Linked DNA regions of Homo sapiens: region 2 is linked to region 1. The links are chromatin contacts, found by Hi-C or POLR2A ChIA-PET in ENCODE. All regions are on one chromosome and are shown on one strand. The core of a region is the stretch at or near the end of the contact, and the rest is flanking DNA. Distances in the headings are between cores, read along the strand shown.

Region 1 (3,087 bases), core at 336-2,835:
CTGAGTCTACTCACCAACCCGCCTGGCACTAAATCCAATGCTTTCAAAGTGACGAGGCTCTGCCTTTCATCAGCTCTGAAGGCACAGTTAATCTTTTTTTCCTTTTTGTACTAAAAATGGTCTCTCTGCTTAAGGCACAGCTTTAAAAATGTTACTTTTGTATCTGAAGTGATCCTAATTGCCATATATGACAGTGACCTAGCCTTTCTATCCAAACAGAGGCCTGGGATAAGTCAGAAATTCAAGTTTTAATCCTGGCTCTGTTAAGGGTTACTGAATGCCTTGCTTTTAAGGAGACAGAGACCGGAACTTTCCTGTGAGAAATTGTTCAGGTCCATTGAGTCCTTTCATCACTAAGGTTTGAGAGAAAGGCCTGGAGTGGTTTTCCCCATGCTGTCCTCCTGCTCCCCAACCATGACGGTGTCTGCCCCAACCTGTCTGCTGTGGTAGGAGCTGGAGGTGAGAAGGAGACAAGAGGAAGAAAGAGAATAAGGAAAGCAATGAGGGCAAGAGGCAGAAGGAAGAGAGTGAGAACAGGGTAGGTCCAGAAAGGCCACGCTCCCAGACGCATGCCTCTCCCCATCCCAAACCCTTCCTGTCCACATCCAGCTTTGTATAGAGATACCCAATATTTGTTACGGAGTTTGAGCGTCACAAAAACAAATGTGGTTTTAGTATTTGCTGGCTTAGTTTTGCCATGCTCTGGAAAATCAAAAATCATTCCACGATTAAAAAAAAAAAACACAAAAATAAACTTTTATCTTAGCTTCAGCTCAGAAAATATCAACTGTCAGTTCTAGAATAAAAGCTGATAAGGTTTCAATATTCCAGCCTGCCATTTCCATCTTGAAGGACTGCACAACAATTGTTTTCTGGGAAATTCTGAAAGGCTGTGGGGAATTTTTCTTGTGAAATATTTGTGGAGAAGAGGCCAAACTTCAATTTGGCTTGAAGAAAACATGGGTGTGGGAGTCAGGCAGACTTTTATTTCTGGCACTGTCACTAACCTGCTGTGCAATTCTGGGAAATTCTCCTAACCTCTCTGTACCTAAAAGTGTTGAGTCCACAAAAGATATGCAGAGAATGAATGTATAACAACTGTTAATGTAGCAGTCTGCTTAGAATAAATGTTTCATATATTTCACCCACATTAGGATGAGTGCTGTACTCAAAATTCCACCTTTGCATTGCTTATCTTCAACCTTAAGAAATCCATCCTACACAGAACCAATGGCAGTGGCCAAGGAAAAGGGGATGAAGGAGCAACTTGAAATAATTTGTGTTTATGGTGAGAATGCTTCCAATCTTAATAAGTTCATACCTCTTATTATCAGCCCTGAGGAAAACTGTCTTCTGTAGATTTCACTGTGAAATCCACAGGCAAAGCTAGAGAAACACTCTGCCTAGTAGGGGAGCCCCTAAAGAAGAGAGTGGCTCAGTCTGAGGGAATGCAGAAGGAGGAGGTGAAAAAAAATCTCCTCAGCTTTGCACAAGCACACACTCGCTCAATCACAGAGGGGGCTGACGCAAGTAGTGCTTCCGTGCTACTTTTGACCACTGAGTTCAGAAAAATGCATTGAAGTAGAATTGTGTCTGCCATTTGGCAAAAGTAAACACACAAGATAACCATGTGGCTCCCTAAGGCAGCTTTCTCTTTGGCCTACTTCTCTTGGGGTGCACATGCAAGGGGATGCAGTGGAAACTGTGGGCCGGCAGCTACCGTGCCATAGACATAGGTGTGGAGAGCTATGGTTCCACTGCTGGCTGCCCCACTGGCCCCAATGGGCTGAGGTTAGCACGTGTTGGTTCCGGATCTCAGATGGGGCCGGCAGTTGTAAAGAGGCCACAAACAGCAAGCTAGTGTGCTGTTTCCACCTTCAGCCCAACCCCGACGGCATCCTGTCAGTGATCTTGGGCCCACTGCAGGAAATAACATGCACAATTGGTGAACTGTGACAATGCAGCCACAGTGGCTTCCAGTGGTGTATTCGCCAACTGTGTGCAATTTTGCAGTTAGTATGAGGCCAAAAAAGTCTCTGGCCAGCTAGAACCTGGAAGAGAACAAGGCCAATGGTCAGATGACTCTGAGGTTCACATGGATGTGGAAGAAACTATCCTACCAGCCTTCTGCTGCACTGTACGTGTCCTGTGGCCAAGTTGCTTTGGTGTGTAGTTGGGTATCCTTGCCTGCTACCTGATCACTGCCCACTGAGTCCCATAGAAAGGCAGAGGAGGTGAATTTCCAGCAGCTCCCCGAGTTTCTGCTGACCTTTTTAGGTGTTTTTATTACCTGTGGTGCTTTCTATTCATGTGTACTCCTGGGCTCTGGGGATTCCCCTCCCTTTGATTTACAAGGAGGATTAGAAAGACACAGCTTTGTGATCGGTCCCTCACAGACGGCTGGTATTAAGTGATTTCCCCTTCTTAGACTCATTTGAGGCCAAGAAAACAGTTCTGTTGAATCACTTGCTCCTTGGAGGTATGAAAATAGGGCACTTGGGGGAGTCCAACCTGATAAATACCAACATTGATACCCTTCAGCCTCAGCTACACTTCCAGTGGCATATAGTAGAGCGGAGTTGAAGCAGAGGAGTCTCGGGTCCCCCCCAGCCTCTGAGAAACCTCCAGTGGAGAGTAAGCAACTCTGGGCTTACTGCTTGTATTTCTGTGCCACCAGCACAAATGGCATCCTAACCACCAAGGGCTCTCCAAACTCACTGCCTGGAGAGGTGCAACCAATTCTATCTCCAGAGTGAATCTGTAGCATAAAATGGGAGCAAAGGCCACTCACTATGTATTGAAACAGAGGTCACAAGGTCTGCCTAGGAACAAATTTCCAAGTTAGCCACCTCATCAGATATGCTCTTGAACAAAAGTTATTTATTTGATGTCCTCAAGGAAGGGATATTGTGTAAGGTGTTATTTTTAAAAGGAGGGGTGGGGGCAGCTGAAGCAATGCTGTCTGTGTCTGTACTTAAAGAAATGACATCAATATAGACACACAATAATAACCTACAATTAAACAGACTCAACACAGGAGACACACATAAGAAGAACAAGTCCAGAACAAATATATTGAAATGGCTA
Region 2 (3,087 bases), core at 361-2,860, 1.1 Mb before region 1:
GACCTCTTCCCATTAGAGAAGCTGGCTGGGTTGCCCCCTCCTTCTGGAGGAGCACTGACTCAGACCATCACAGGGACACACAAATACCAAACACACTGAGAACATTGTTGGCAATGAAATTACAGACGTTATAAATGCCAGCCTTTCCCTTCCAGGTTTCCTTTCCTGTTCCCTGGTGGGAGAAGGACCACACCCCATGCAGTGCTGGGAGACATCCCCCGCAGGCCTTGGGGTGCTGGAACCCTGGGACGACAGTCATATTGTCCAGGTTATTTCTCCCAACTGCAGATGGAGACAGCCTTCCTGAGGGGCCAGGGGGAACAGCCCTTGTAAAAACTGAAGCCAAGTCACAGAGGCCCAGGGATCCTCAGGAACAGCTCCCTGCTGTACAAATGGGAGTCTGGCCCTGGTGCAGAAGTCCCTTCTGCTGCCCTGCCCATAGGCTTTCGGGGGACTCTCCTGCCAGTGACGTAACTGTTAATACCCAGCCTGGGGCTTTTGCTGATTCCTCCAGGGCCTGGCTAAAGGCTGACAGCCTTATCTCCTAGGGAAAAAACTGGGTGGCACAGAAAATGGGCTTTGGGAGAGGTAGGTTTGGAGGAGAGCAAGCAAGAGGAGAGAGCCTGACTCAGGAGAAGCAAGCACCAGAGCCCTCCAAGGCTGAGGGTGAAAATAGATGGAGAGTGGAAATGGGGCTCAGCGCGCCAGGAGGGAGCCCTGAGTAGGCGGTGGGTGGTGGGCTGTGCTCCCTGAGAGGACGGAGGGGTGGATGGGGGAATGGAGGCTGCAGCCAAGGTCTTTTACAGTGACTTGCTCCTAAGCCCAGACCAAGCTGGACATTGTAGCCAAGGTGTATTCTCTGCAGCCAGCTAGGGCTTTGCTCCAGGCTCCTCAGGCCCAGGGGTCAGAAGTTCTGGGTAACTCCAGATCAGCAGCCCCACGGCAAAGTGGGGCTGAGGGCAGAAATGGTTGCGTCCAGGAGAGGCTAGTGGTGTGCTGGCCTGCCAGCTGCAGTTCATATGTATGTTGAAGCAGCGTTTATTTTTACCTGGGTAGGTTCAGCTTCTGATCACAGACATGGTGGGGGTTTTCCATTGGTTTCCATGGGAACATTAGGCAGAGCATCTGCTACCCAATCAAGCAAAGCTGGTCTGGTAAGACTCTTTTCAGAATTATTTTGCTGTTTTTACCCAGGAAGTATGTCCTGCCTGAATTTGTACCACTGCCTTCTTGTGTGGTAGAGCAGGGGAGGGCAGCTCCGAGGGGACAGGCCTGGCTCACAGGGAAGGAGAGAGGGCTGGCTAAAGGCAAGCACGGCGGCAGGGCAATACCTATTTGGAGAAGCAATTTGCTTTCCATTTCTAAGCCCCAAGTAGAATCCCATAATGAGGCCACAGGAGCCTGGGCTCCACCTGACCTGTGCTGATTCCTGGTTTTGGTCCAAGGCCTGCCCTTGCAGTAGGGCCACCTGTTGGCCCCCACCAGAGCAGTCAGGAGTTCCTGGGGCACCACAGGGCATGGAGGCCGACGAGCAAGCTACCAGGTGCAGGACAGGGCTAGACTTGAGCATGTTCAGTTTCACTTTTACAGAAAGGAGGCCCGGACTTTCCCCACGAGGCGGGGGAGGGTGTGCTGAAGGGCTAGGCCTGGAGGCAGAAAGGAAGGCGCTGGTGCATGTGGACATGTAAGAAGTGGTTTTATTCCAGGTGTGTGTTTCATAAAGACGAGGTCCTCAAGGACAGCTAGTGGCACATGCTTTGGTCAAGAAGAGGAAAAGCAAAAACAGAACAGGGCTGCGTTGCCACAAAGGACCGGCTGATAAGTGCAGAGCCTGATCTGACCACAGCAAAGGACAGAGAGACCCTCTTGAAGGCCCTCTGGTCAGCAGTCCTCTTACATTCAACAGGCGCAGCCCCGGCTCCCCAGCCCCAAAGGTCCATGCCCGAGTGTGGCCCAGGCCTTCTAGTCCATCCTCTGGGGAGAGGCCTTTGCCCTGGGCCCAGTTCTGTCCTAAGCTGTGGCAGGAGGCTTCCCAGATGAACAGGGGATCTGAGGCTGCACCTGGCTGCGGAAGAAACATCACGACAGAGGACAGGCAAAGCATGGCCCTGGGAGCGAAGGGGCCTGCGCTGGCAAGTCCAGAGGGGTGCACTTGGGCACGGGAGTGCTGCCGAGAGGACGCTGGTGAGAGTCAGGAGGCGAAACTGCTGGAGAGCCCTCCAGAGCAGGTGCTGCGGACCACAGACACTTGGCTGCTGACCCCAAGGGCCGTGTGGAGGGAGCAGGCGATGGCAGTTTGAGCACGCCAGGGAGGAAGATTAGGGGGTGGCAGCTTGGGCAGACAGTGGCTTCAATCCAGAGCAGAGGTTCAGGCCCTTTGGGGATCAGGGACCTCTTTTAGAAGCCATGGACTTTTTCCCCAGGAAAATGCATGTATGCACACACATGCAGTATTTTAGGGACAATTTCAAGAGATTCCTAGACCCTCTAGAATCCATGAACTCTATGGGTATGTGGATCCTTGGCCTATGAAAGACAGGGGGCTCCTGTGGTAGGTATATCTGCCCCAGGCTGGTCTGCTTTGTAGGGGAGACCCCCAGGGTCCTGGTACCAACAGTCATTTGCCCAAGAGCCAGTGGGGTGAGGAAGCAGGGTGTGGGGATAGCAGGAGCAGTTCCAAGACAAGGCCGTGGGGTAGATGTGTGGATGTGTTCTCAGCGGCTGTGAAAAGGAACTGGGAGTTCTCTTCACAAACAGGAGCCACAGCCAGCCTCCCAGCACAGTGCAATAGCTGACCCTTCAAGAAAATCCCTCCTGTAGTAGGGAGGGGAATAAGGGTGAGGTTGAGCCCTAATGACTTAGGGGCTCCTGTAGCGGGGAGGGGAATAAGGGTGAGGTTGAACCCTAATGACTTAGGGGCTGTTCTTGGTCCAGAAGGGAAGTTCCCTTCTTTCCAACCACCCATGATGCTGTATTGACAGAGGCAAAAACCTTTGAGAAAGCAGGAGTCAAAAATGACAAATGAGGCTGGGACTACTCAGGGATGTGTGTGGCTACCCGTCCTTTCAGTGGGTCCTGGCGGCAGGG

The links. A loop is a pair of places that touch in the nucleus more often than their neighbours do. ChIA-PET counts read pairs that join two places held with the same protein, here RNA polymerase II (POLR2A). Pooled maps may share reads with other maps.
Region 2: a pooled map shows a loop between it and region 1 (3-fold over the local background). The contact joins two enhancer-like sites. A Hi-C loop is called at or near these places in 1 of 50 pooled maps. POLR2A ChIA-PET finds 5 or more read pairs at or near these places in 2 of 52 experiments (A673 and activated B cell).

What each region holds. Positions count from the first base shown.
Region 1 is chr14:68,282,414-68,285,500 of GRCh38, reverse strand. The region is part of intron 7 of RAD51B (RAD51 paralog B); the gene reads right to left. Among named protein-coding and RNA genes, the nearest start is that of RAD51B-AS1, 400 kb to the left of the region's middle. RefSeq lists enhancers at 1-10, 171-230, 281-330, 2,067-2,136. Within about 2 kb of position 1,585, at least 18 of the 41 ENCODE cell types and tissues checked have a DNase peak (open chromatin) inside an H3K27ac peak, as active enhancers do.
Region 2 is chr14:69,353,059-69,356,145 of GRCh38, reverse strand. It overlaps GALNT16 (polypeptide N-acetylgalactosaminyltransferase 16), which reads right to left. Exons shown (of 15, transcript NM_001168368.2): 15 at 1,680-3,087. Among named protein-coding and RNA genes, the nearest start is that of ERH, 44 kb to the left of the region's middle. RefSeq lists enhancers at 1,303-1,802, 1,833-1,932. Within about 2 kb of position 1,610, at least 8 of the 41 ENCODE cell types and tissues checked have a DNase peak (open chromatin) inside an H3K27ac peak, as active enhancers do.